2 separate regions of the Homo sapiens genome follow, and region 1 is linked to region 2. Evidence: chromatin contacts called from ENCODE Hi-C data. All regions are on one chromosome and are shown on one strand. Each heading gives the region's core, a stretch centred on a gene start or an enhancer-like site at or near the end of the contact. The rest is flanking DNA. Distances are from core to core; before and after follow the strand shown. Region 1 holds the start of TAMM41 (TAM41 mitochondrial translocator assembly and maintenance homolog). Region 2 overlaps SYN2 (synapsin II).

The links. A loop is a pair of places that touch in the nucleus more often than their neighbours do. Pooled maps may share reads with other maps.
Region 1: a map of endothelial cell of umbilical vein shows a loop between it and region 2 (8-fold over the local background). The contact joins the promoter of TAMM41 here to the enhancer-like site in region 2. A Hi-C loop is called at or near these places in 3 of 168 maps with a recorded cell type or tissue (IMR-90, K562 and endothelial cell of umbilical vein), 5 of 37 single-sample maps with no recorded cell type and 17 of 50 pooled maps.

What each region holds. Positions count from the first base shown.
Region 1 is chr3:11,845,519-11,851,321 of GRCh38, forward strand. TAMM41 (TAM41 mitochondrial translocator assembly and maintenance homolog) reads right to left here and starts at 1,367. Exons shown (of 8, transcript NM_001284401.2): 1 at 984-1,367. The coding sequence starts at 1,118.
Region 2 is chr3:12,173,406-12,179,679 of GRCh38, forward strand. The region is part of intron 10 of SYN2 (synapsin II); the gene reads left to right. Among named protein-coding and RNA genes, the nearest start is that of TIMP4, 18 kb to the left of the region's middle. RefSeq lists a silencer at 2,613-2,692 and an enhancer at 4,746-5,945. Within about 2 kb of position 4,831, at least 12 of the 41 ENCODE cell types and tissues checked have a DNase peak (open chromatin) inside an H3K27ac peak, as active enhancers do; they include endothelial cell of umbilical vein, where a contact is called at or near this core.

The DNA of each region.
Region 1 (5,803 bases), core at 117-2,616, 330 kb before region 2:
GCAGGTATGGAATAAACATGTTTTTTAAAAATGTGTAATTATGTTAAGGTAAATTCGGGAAAAATAACTAGCCTATAATAACCTATAATTTCTCATATGCTGCCAATTTAAAGAAAAATATTAAATAGTAGTGTAAGTGGGAAACAGAGGAAATCCAAGCAACAGCATAGATGGCCTCACCAGGAAGTGAACAGGCAGGATGTTAATCAGAAGACAGACTACAGTCAGGTATCCAGACGCAGGGGGCCCCATTAAAACCTGCACACTGAATTCTGCAAATTACAAGGAAAACTGTACCCTTACTGAGGCTGTGCTGAGCCAACTCTGAAAAGTAACAATGCCTAGTCTCAAACAGACCGTTGTTAAAAGTGCTGAGCGAGGGTAAATACACTGGTCACGCACTAACTTTTGATGTTAGTTACTTTCACTGCACCTGCCCTGGCCCTACAACCAGTCCGCCAACTTCCTGAAGTCAGAAGATCATTTTGCATTTTCTCCTACATTTATAGAGGTGACTCTCAACAAACTTGGCTGCGCATTAGAATCACCTGGGACGTTTCTTAAATTCCTGAAGCCCAGGCCTCATCCCAAACCAATTAAATCAGAATCTCCATCGGCGGAAGCCGAGCATTAGGATTTTCTTAAAAGCTCCCCAGAAAATTCCGATGTCCAGCCGACTAAAACACTGAAAGAACCTGATAACGATTTCTTTTCCTTTCTTCCATTTGCCCCTGCAGCAGTTTTTCCTTCTGCCTAACTGCTTCTCCTGCTCTAGACCCACGTGGATTCCTAAGTATCCTTCAACACCGTCGCTTCAACTCGCGCTGTCGTTATACTAGGAAGGCAGGCCTATGGTTCACTCTGCTAGTGGACACGTGGAGTGTGCAGAGCGGACAGGCAGCTCTCCGACTCTGAAGGAATCGAGGGCAAAACGGGACTCGTGAGAACAGACAGTTCCCCGTCGTGGGGCTGCCCGGGCTCACCTTCTGGTCTGAACTCGGCCCTGCCTGGCGGTACACCCCGGAGCCGTAGACGAAAGCCAGACTCAGCTCCTCGGGGAAGTGAGACAGGATCTTGCGGAAGGTCACCCACGAGCTCTGCAGCGTCTGCAGCGCCATGGGGTCGAGGCTAACAGGGGACACTCAGCGCAGCAGGGCGAGGACAACCGGGCGGGGAACAGACACCGGGTAGGCGGTTTAGGGTGGGAAATGGAAGTCGGAGACTGGATCGAGGGACACAAGGCTGAGTGTGGGGTGGGACTGCAAGCACACGCAAGGATTGGGGCGTTGGGCCACGAAGAGCAGCGGCGAGAAGACGCAGCCCAGATAGGCTCGGGTGGGCGGCGGTCGCACAGGCAGAGCTTCCGTCCCTTGCTACGCCCCACGCACGCACAGGCGCTTCCAAGACGCAAGAGGCGGTGCTCGCCTTAGTGTGGGGAACGCGAGGCTTTGCATTGTCCCCTCGTGGTCGGAGGAGTGCCCTACAGGCTGGCGGCTAGGTTGCGACTTGGACAAATCGGCGGAGGCGAGCGTCACCCGACTCCGCGGGCCCTGAGCCTTGATAGCCTCTGTACTTCTCTCTTCAAACTACGGTTTAAAGAATGACTATAAAATCGGGAGCGTATTGAAGGTTTTTAAGTGAGGCGACACTCACATAATATGGAACTAGCCGTTCTGAAATGGACAGTGTAGTAGCATGTAGTGCCTTCACAATATTGTGCCCCCATCATCGCTCTAGTTCCAAAATTGCAGATTTCGAAGATTTGGAAAAACACAAAATTAAAATGATGCCCAATCCCGCCATGTAGAGAATACCACCGTCAAGATTTGACGGAGACTTCTTCACGCTAAAGCCCTTTTCAAATACAAGGGTGGATATGGGAGTGCACAGACGTTCTCTGATACTTGCATTTAATTTCAAGGGTGGATCACAGTTTTTGCCCCCTTGCCTTGTGGAATGGTCTCACAAAGGGTGCTTCAAATGCAGTTTCTGGAGGAAACAGGACCCTAGGAGTAGAAAAATCTTACAGCTCTCCTCTTTGTATAACTGGAGAAACTTGCTGAAGATTACCATTCAGGAGGTGGTTTGACTTCCAGGACAGAAACTTTTTCAACTACCCTCTCCTTCCTCCCCAAAATACACTACCTCTCAAAAATAATAGAAATAGTAATAGCTAACATTCAGGTAATGTTGACACATTTTCACATGCACTTCTCACTGAGCACCCTCTAGTGCCCTGTGGCAGGAGGGCCTTGGTTTTACTGATGGCCAAGCTAAGGCTTAGAGAGGTAAAGCCAGGTGATAGGATCACATCAGCCTGTGGCAAAACTAGAGCTAAACCCAGGTCTGGCTCCAACTCTGGGATTTTTTCGGAAATTCTGCTCTGTCCTTGAAGGGTTTTGAGCAAGGACTTATGTAATTCACATGTTAGCCTGAATTGTGGGGGACTGATTAGACAGTTGTTATCATAGTTCCCCCATGAACTGGAAACGGCTAGGCCAAGGTCTTAGGAGCAGGGATGGGATTAAATCAATTGGAAAAATGATTACTTGCACTCACACTCTGGGCCTGCACTGAGATGAAGAGATCTGAGCTGCCTGCTGCCCTGCAGGAGCTAGGGGTCTGTAGAGGAGAGGAGACAGAACTGCAAATCAGAGTAGAATTTGGGTAATGCAGCCAGGTACCCAGCACAGTGCCGGAATGTAATGTCCCTCCAATGGGAACGTCAGTCAGTTCTGGGTGTTGGGGAAAGGGACCAGAAGAGGTTTCACAATGATGGCATTTTGAGCCAGGCCTGGAAGCTGGGTAGGAGTTTATCAGGTAGAAGATAGATGGGAAAATTCAACCAAGAAAGAATTGAAAGGACTCGGTGACAATAATACTAATAATAGGTGTCATTATTAAGCACTTAGTATGCCCAGGCACTTTTTAGACTTCTTTGGGGCTTTTCTGTTTTTGTTTTTTTTTTGAGACCGAGTCTTGCTCTGTTGCCCAGGCTGGAGTGCAGTGGCACGATCTCAGCTCACTGTGACCTCTGCCTCCTGGGTTCAAGCAAGCATGCCTGGCTAATTGTTGTATTTTTAGTAGAGATGGGGTTTCACTGTGTTGGCCAGGCTGGTCTCGAAATCCTGACCTCTAGTGATTTGCCCACCTCAGCCTCCCAAAGTGCTGGAATTACAGGCGTGAGCCACTGCACCCAGGCTTTTTATACTTGTTTCTTTTCATCACTCCAGAGATCCTATGAGGCAGGTTCTCTAAGATGATGATATTTTTCATACGAGGAAACAGAGGTCCTAAGAGGAGCAGTAAATGTTCCAAAGTCACACAGGAAAGTGGTGAAGTCGGGGTTTGAACCTAGGGCTACCTACCTCTAAAGGCCAAGGTCTTTACCACCATGTTTAAGTGTCCTCTACAGCGGCTTGCAGGGTGAGAGAAGGAAATGGGAAGAAAGCAGGCACTCAGGCATCAGCCAAGAGTCAGGAGCAGCAGCAGTAGCCGCAGCAACAAGCAGGAGACCAGGGCAAGGGAGCGGAGAGAGGCCGTTTGTCTGCGGCCCCTGGTGTGGGCATGGTCACTTCCGTTCATTTTTACTACATATCGCCCTTGCCCAGGGTGCCGGAATCAGAGTGCACTCACCGTGGAATTACACTGAAGCCTCTCACCCAAAGACAGTGAATAAATCTCATTACCAGCCGGTTCCTTTTTTATTTCCTTCCTTCCCTTGGGGAAATAATTCAACGTCATTGGATTTTTCCTGTTTGCAAAAGTAATCCATGTTCATAAAAATGTAAACATTATGAAATACATACATCATGCCCCAGAAATAGCCACGGTAATCTTTGGCACATATTCCTTCCAATATTTTTCTATGAATATATTAACATTAAAAACAATTTTAAGTGGATTCCTAGGATAGATACTATTTTGCAATTTGCTTTTTTTGCACTTAGCGTATCAGGGACAATGTTCTGTGTCAGAATATATAGATTTCCCTCATTCCATGTATTAGTAGCAAATTATTCTAAGATATGGATATGCCATAATTTTGTTTAAAATTTTTTGTTTAAAAGAAAGTGTTTAAACATTTTCTTTCTCTTTCTTTCTTTCTTCTTTTCTTTTGTTTCTTTCTTTTTTTTTTTTTTTTTTTGAGAGCGAGTCTTGCTCTGTCACCCAGGCTGGAGTGCAGTGGCACAATCTAGGCTCCCTGCAACCTCCACCATCCGGGTTGAAGTGATTCTCCTGCCTCAGCCTCCTGAGTAGCTGGGATTACAGGTGCCCGCCACCACATCTGGCTAAGTTTTGTATTTTTCGTAGAGACAGGGGTTTCACTATGTTGGCCAGGCTGGTCTCGAACTCCTGACCTCAAGTGATCCACCCGCCTCGGCCTCCCAAAGTGCTGGGGTTACAGGCATCCTGGCCTGTTTAAACATTTTATTGTTGATGGATGTAGGTTATTTCTAGTTTTCACACCTGCAAACAATGCTATCATGAGCATCCTTGTACATTTTATGTGCATGAACAAGTATTGCTATAAGACAGATTCCTAGAAGGGGAATTGCTGGGTCAGAGTGTCAGCACGCTGCTAAATTCCCCTCCAAAAGATGGTGCCAATTCACACACCCACCAGCAGAGTTCAGCCCTTGATAGAAATAAAGATGCTGCAATGTTTCTCCATTTGTCTCCCTTACAGGCGTTCACACCCAATTATCAGCAATTTTCATGTTCACAAACACTTTTCTTCCTGCAATGCAAAACCACCAGCTGGAAGGTTCCATCACATTCCTGTGTGCATTTTGCCTTTCCCCAGAAAGAGGCAGAAGCAACGTAGCCACGAACACATTTGTATTCTTCAGCAGAAATCTCCCTGCTCCTGGCCCTTCATCCACCCACTCTCTTTTAAATTACCATGGCTTGTGAAATTAGAGGCTATTAGGAAGACCCAGTGTTCTATATAATCGCTTTAGGGTTCTGTTGGAAAGCTTATACCAATGAAATAAACATGTTAGAGAGCCACTTACAAATATAGATAAATGCCTGGTGACTCGAGTGAATATTGGGCCTCATTCTTCTGATTTATCTAGCAGTTGTCTTTGTATTCCTTAATAATGACCTTGTCAGGCTTTCACTAGGAGAAGGTTCATCGAATCCATGTAATCCATTTTTTTTAAAGCCCTGTAAAAAAACATCTATGGCTTTAATGCTTTTTTTTTTTTTTTCTAATCAGTGTTTAAGTACAGGAGAGAAAAATGTTTGGGGAAGAATAAAAATCCAGGCTCAGTGGTTCTTACAATTAGCCACATGTTCAATTGGTCTGCTGATGGAGGGGAAGGAGAGGGGTCTTGATCTCCATCTTGTCAGAGGTGGGTCACCCTGTCCCATTTGTCCATTCTCGGCTGATTGATGGTTAGAACTGGGACAGACTGGGAGCATTTTTTCGTTTTTTCTTTTCTTTTCTTTCTTTTCTTTTCTTTTTTTCTTTTCTTTTCTTTTTTTTTTTTTTTTTTTTTTGAGACAGGGTTTCACTCTGTCACCCAGGCTGGAGTGCAGTGGCACGATCTCGGCTCACTGTAACCTCTGCCTCCCAGGCTCGAGTGATCCTCCCACCTCAGCCTCCTGAGTAGCTGGGATTACAGGCATGTACTACCACACCAGGCTAATTTTTGTATTTTTGTAGAGAATGGGGTTTCACCATGTTGTCCAGGCTGGTCTTGAACCCTTGAGCTCGAACAATCCACCCACCTAGGCCTCCCAAAGTGCTGGAATTACAGGCGTGAGCCACTATGCCCAGCCAACTGAGAGCATC
Region 2 (6,274 bases), core at 3,581-6,080:
AATCTGCTCTAAGGCTCACCCTCCACTTGTGACCTAGATTCCATCTCCTTTTTGTTTTCAAGTATCTGCTTTCTTCTCCACCATCAATTTCTCTTTTTCCAAAAGATTATTGGAAAGTTGTTTTAGCCACCGTCTCCCTTTTACCACATTTTCTCTCCTATCCTCTCTAGTCAGCATCCCGCTCCAACCATCCCACTGAAATGGCCCTTGTCAAAGTCACCTCCATGAGGCCAGACGCAGTGACTCACGCCTGTAATCCCAGCACTTTAGGAGGCCGAGGCAGGTAGATCACGAGGTCAGGAGTTCGAGACCAGCCTGGCCAATATGGTGAAACCCCGTCTCTACTAAAAATACAAAAATTAGCTGGGCATGGTGGCAGGTGTCTGTAATCCCAGCTACTTGGGAGGCCGAGGCAGGAGAATCACCTGAACCCGGGAAGCAGAGGTTGCAGTGAGCCGAGATCGTACCAGTGCACCTGGGTGACAGAGCAGGACTGTGTCTCAAAAAGAAAAAGTCATCTCCATGTCACTGAGTCCAGTGGTCACTTTTGTTCTTATCTTACAGACTTTTCAGTAGCATTTGACACAGCTGACTACTCCCTCCTCTAAACACTATTTTCTAGGCCCCTGAGGCCCCCCCGCCCATCGCTTGGTTTTCATTCTACATCATTGGCTTCCCCTTCTTGGCCTCCTTTGCTGATTCTTCCACTTCTGCTGAGTGTCTAAACATCAGTGCCCCAGAACTTGGTCAACGTACATTTGTTGGTGGTCTTGGCCAGCCTGTATCTATCTCCTGCCCTGACCACCCCTTCAAACTCCAGACTCACATTTCTAACTCTTGCTTGACATCCTTACTTTGCATATCTTAAAGGCACCCTAAATATAACACAGCCAAAGCAGAACTCTAGTTTTTCCCCTTAGTCCTGTCCCCCCAACATTGTTTTTCCCTAGCAATTTATGTAGGCCCCTACCTGCCTCTTTCCCTTGTACTATCCTAACTGTTGCTCACTGTGCCCTAGCCACACTGGTAAGGGCCTTTGTATTAGGCTGTGCTCTCTCTCTGAAATGCTCTTTCTTCTTAGTTTTGCATTTTTTTTGAGACAGAGTCTTGCTCTGTCACCAGGCTGGAGTGTGGTGGTGCATCTCAGCTCACTGCCACCACCGCCTCCCGGGTTCAAGCGATTCCCCTGCCTCAGCTTCCCGAATAGCTGGGATTACAGGCACGCGCCACCACGCCCGGCTAATTTTTTGTATTTTAGTAGAGACGGGATTTCACCATGTTGGCCAAGATGGTCTCGATCTCCTGACCTCATGATCCGCCCACCTTGGCCTCCCAAAATGTTGGGATTACAGGCATGAGCCACCGCGCCCAGCCATAACTGACTTTTCCTTAACAGTATAACTGATACTTCCTCAACTATCCAATCCAAAGCTGCCACCTACTCACTGGCTACCACCTCTCCCTTCTTTAATTTTCTGCATAGCACTCACTATCAGTTGAGATTATTCTTGTCTATTTAATTGTCTGTTCTACTAAAATGTAAGGTTCTCAAGAGTACAGACTTGTTTATGGCTATATCTCTAGGGCCACTGTATCTAGCACCTAGTAGCCATTTAAATACATCAAGGGTGTACCAAGGGGAGACAGGTGAGAGTGGTTTGCCCAGGTGCAATCAGTTGGCTATAGAAAATTTTTAAAATAGCAAAACTAAGTTGGCCTGCTTTTTATTATCAACATATGATAGCAATTCTATACAAATGACATTGATAAAATACTCTTCCCACCAAGCAAACCACTCCTGCCCCACTCCCTTTGATGTGCCATTGTAATACATATTTGTTGAGTGAGTTCACCATTTGGAAGAGGCATCTTTAATAGCCCTATCAGCCTATTGGATTGATGTCAGGATCCTTTGGATGATCTTGGCAGTGTGCAAGTGGAAAGGATGTGAACCGAGGAACATTACCTGCATCCAAGCCAGGACTTTGCATAGCCAGCTCAGCCCTTAGGTGTTGTCACTGACTTGCTCACAGGCATTGTCACCATTCCTCACAGGCACCTCTTGCTGGCCTCTTTCTTCTGTGGCTGTGGAAGCTCAGGCTGAAAGAGCTTCTGGTCTGAGTCATAAGCCCTAGGAGCTGCTCCTGCCCAGAATTCTAGACCAAGACCAGGACAGACCTGTGGCTAGCCACTTGTCTACCCTTCTCTGTTTCTCCTTCTCTATCGTTGTCCTTAGCTCCACCATGAGTGCTTTCATTTATTTGATTCTAGAGGAACACCTAAAATGGGGACAGGGAGCTGGGGCTTGGGGTGAGGATGGTGATTAGAGGGCACACCTTACCTCTAGCCTGGGATGGATTAATTATAGAACGCAAAGAGCAAAGACATGGTGGTGGGCCCAAGCCAGCTGCAGTACACATTTCAAAGGAATAGAGGAAGGGGCATAAGAAGCACTGGCCATGTCACCAAGAGCAGGGAGGTGAGTGGTAAAGCCTGATCTGGTTGATGACAGCTTGGCCTCAGGCCTGGACAGACTGCCAGCTTGCGGGCTGCTGTGAGGGTCAGCAGCAGCAACTGACCCTCTGTACATGGACTCTGAAATGCTTTAGGGAGACTGTTCTCGAGGTGGCAGTGACACCTGGTGGTCACTCATGGCCAAAGCCTCCAGGCTCTATACCTGCAGAGTCTCTTCCCTGTACCACTGCCTTCCCACCACCCCTCCTACACATTCACTGACTTTAGGGGTCTCTTGTCTAGGATCTGAGCTGGGCCTTGCATCCTAGGGCTCTGATGAGGTGTGGGCTGCTCCTCAGACTCCCAGGAAACAGGGAGAGAACTTCAGGGGGACAGAGCTTTCAGGCCATGCCAGTAAAGATGGCATCTGGTCCTCTCCTTCATGTGGCTAATGTTTTTTTCATTTCTCATTATACTGGTTCCACTCTTTTTATTTTCCTGTAAAATTCTCCAGAGCCAGAAGGCTGAATTGCTCATGCAGGAATTTCAGACACTGACGGGCTGAGGTGGGAACTGGTCTCTCTTCAGTGCCCCTCATTTATGCCACAGAGCTGGCTTCCCGTTTGGCTGGTGGGTTAGACCCATGGGGAATGATTCTAAGACTTATTCTTTGGAAGCATTCATATACATTTGGTGTCCAGAATGAAAATGAACCTCTTCTCCTACCCTGAGCTGATCAGAGCACATCTGAAATGTTTCCAGTCTGAGGGTCACAGTATAACAAGGACAAACTCTAACTCCGATCAGAATGTGCTCAGAGGAGAGAAACCAGGAGGTTGAGGCATTTGGCAAATCTATGTTATGAGTAAAAGTTAAAGGAATTGCAGTTGAATAGCAGACATCTCAATGAGTGCATTAATTAATATCTTTAGCTCTCTGATGCCGCCATGGAGTAGAACTGATTCCAAAAGGCAAATCTGTTAGCAGACAGGTTTTGACCCAGTGTAGGGAGTAAACTCTCTAACACTCAGAAACGGCATGCGGCTGCCACATTGTTGCTGATGTTCAAGCAGGAGCAGGATGAGCAGCTTGTAAGGCACATGGTGAAAGGGGAGGGCTGGGGACTGGGGCTGTTGGAGCAGGTAACTTATAAAATCTCCTTCCAAGCCTGACATGCTGAGATCCAGACTGTGTGCAGCCATGGGACCTGGAAAAGGCTGTGATGAGAATTCAGAATTGAAGGACTGAGGCTGAATAACCTCTGGTGTCTGGTGGGACATTCTACCAGTCCTTTTTTGTACTGGTTCTCTGGTATGAAGAGAAACAGAACACATTTCCAGCTAGGTTTTTCCAGCCACAAAGGCTCTGAAACAAGCTTGTCTAACCTGCAGCCCAGGATGGCTTTGAATGCGTCCCAACACAAATTCATAAACTTCCTTAAAACATTATGAGATATTTTGCAATTTTTTTAGCTTATCAGCCATTGTTAGTGTTAGTGTATGTGTGGCCCAAGACAGTTCTTCTCCCAGTGTGGCCCATGAAAGCCAAAAGATTAGCCACCCGTGTTCTAAAATATGAGGTCTCCTGAGTGCAAGAAGACCAAGCCTAAGAAGGGGTTTCTTCACTCTGAGAAGTGGAGTCTAAAGGGCTGTCCAGTTAGGGAGGGGTCTCTGATCCCCGGCATGGGACTAACAGGGCTTCACTTGAGCTCAGAAGAGGTAAATTTAGGACAAATGAAAGGCCTTCCTGCTTCCCACAGCAGGAATGGCTTTAGCAAATTTCTTCCCCAGTGAGTATAAGCTGAGAATGTGAGGAGATTTGGGGCAGGTTCAGATAAAGCCACTAGTGACTAGATCCCTTAACAGACTATTAAGAGAAACTAACTATTCTGGGACTGTCTTAACTTTTCAGGGACATCTTTAATCATTTGAAGCTGACATTCTGACCTTGAGTGACCTGCCCCTCAGTGCCCCCAGAAGACTCAGGGACTGCCCCCATGGGATATTTCTTGGGTTCTAGGTTATGGGAGGGCCCCACTCCAGGAGATGAGCTCTGCAAGCAGAGAAGCAACTCCCCCCAGGAGGGAAGGAGAAGCGGCTCATCCCTGGGCACCTTTTAGAACCTTTTGGAGGAAGGAAGGTGGGCGCTGGTGACTGCAGGGGCAAGCCCAGAAAGATCCCAAGGTGCCTCAAAACATGCGGTCCCCTTTGCACCGACTAAACCTACAACCTCCTGACCACATTCTTTCCCGCTGCCTCATTCTCCCTGGGGTCCTAGACCAGGGAGCGGGGCCTGGGGGAGCTGATCAGAATAGTTCTGTGGCGTGTCCGGCAAGGAGCTTGGCCTGGCCTCTTTCCTGGGGCCAGACCCTGGGACCCTTTCCCAATTTCCTGTCTCAGATATGCTGAGCAAGCACAGGCCTTCCTCCTTGGTTGGGGCAGCTGGTCTCAGGCCAACAGCTCACAAGTGTTGAGTCACTCAATGTCTTTCCTTCCTCAGCTTTCCATCCTGCTGGGACTTCAGGAGCTCCTTTCTCCAGCTTGTCTGCCGAAAGCCACAGGATGGCATTTTAAAGTTACCTTTGACAAAAACCCACAAACCCTCATCCATGGGCTTGGTTTCTGTCACAGGCCAGTGATTTCCTTTCCAATCATCTCAAGAGCTAATATTTACCATTTCTGCAAGGACCTTGCTGGAACTAAGCAATATACAGAAGGCATGGTATAACCCAGACCAGAATTCCCTGCACATGAAACTGCTATGCATCAGGTGACAGGAAACCACACAACAATATCTTCTCCACTGATGCACGAAATTCTAACATTAGACCTCCCTTCCTTTGGATTGATATTTATTTTTTAAATAGTAGTAGGATGCTCACTTACATTGCCTAACACTTTACAGTTTACAAAGCACACTCTTTAGTTTAAGCCTAACAATCCTTATTTAAGATGTCTTGGGCTGGCAAATGTATCTTTGTTTCACATATCAGCAAAGAGAAGGCAACTGCCTTGCCCAAGGTCACACAGCTGCTAAGCAGGAGAGCTGGATCTTCTGGGCCCCAATTCAGGGAGTTCTCCACAATACTGTGCACCATGCCCTTTTGGTGCTCCCACATCAGCAGAGGCGAAGGTAAGAATGGAATGAGCTGGGCATTTGTGACTCTATATCTCTACGTAAGGAAAATCCTTGCATTCCTCCCTTAACAAGTGGTGGACCTACCAACCTGGAGGAGTCTTGAGCTTCACCAGCTCTCTCCTTCCTCCCTGGCTTCTCTGATCACTAAGCCCAGTAGATTCAGCGTAGCAGGATACCAGCCCAATTAGCTTTGATGGAAGCGGCACACTCTCCTTGCCAAGCTCCTGAAAGCCTATACCTGCAAGACATCTCTGCACAGGTCCAATAACCCTAGGGGTCTTGCTGAGTTTAAGACTCTGTAGCTGGTCCAGGCTGGTCTGGAACTCTGTAGCTAAGAAGGGATTGTCTCAGTTCTCACACACCGGAAGAACTGAAAGAAAAAAAAAAAAAAAAAAAAAAAGCATAAACGAATTCATGGAAGCCTAGAGCCAGAAGGGCCTGTAGAAGTCATGTGCCTGCAGCTACATGAGCCCCCCTAACCAAAGTTTGTCCAAGCACTGCTGAAATACCTCTCATGCCAGGAAGCTCACTACTACCCAAGCCAGCCCTTGACACTATTCAGATTTATATTTGACTAATTTCAATCTTCTACTAAGCCCTAGGTGCTTCCATGGTTACCTCATTTATACCATTTGGGAAACTGTGACTCAGGATAAGTAACTTGCCCAAAGTCACATGTGTA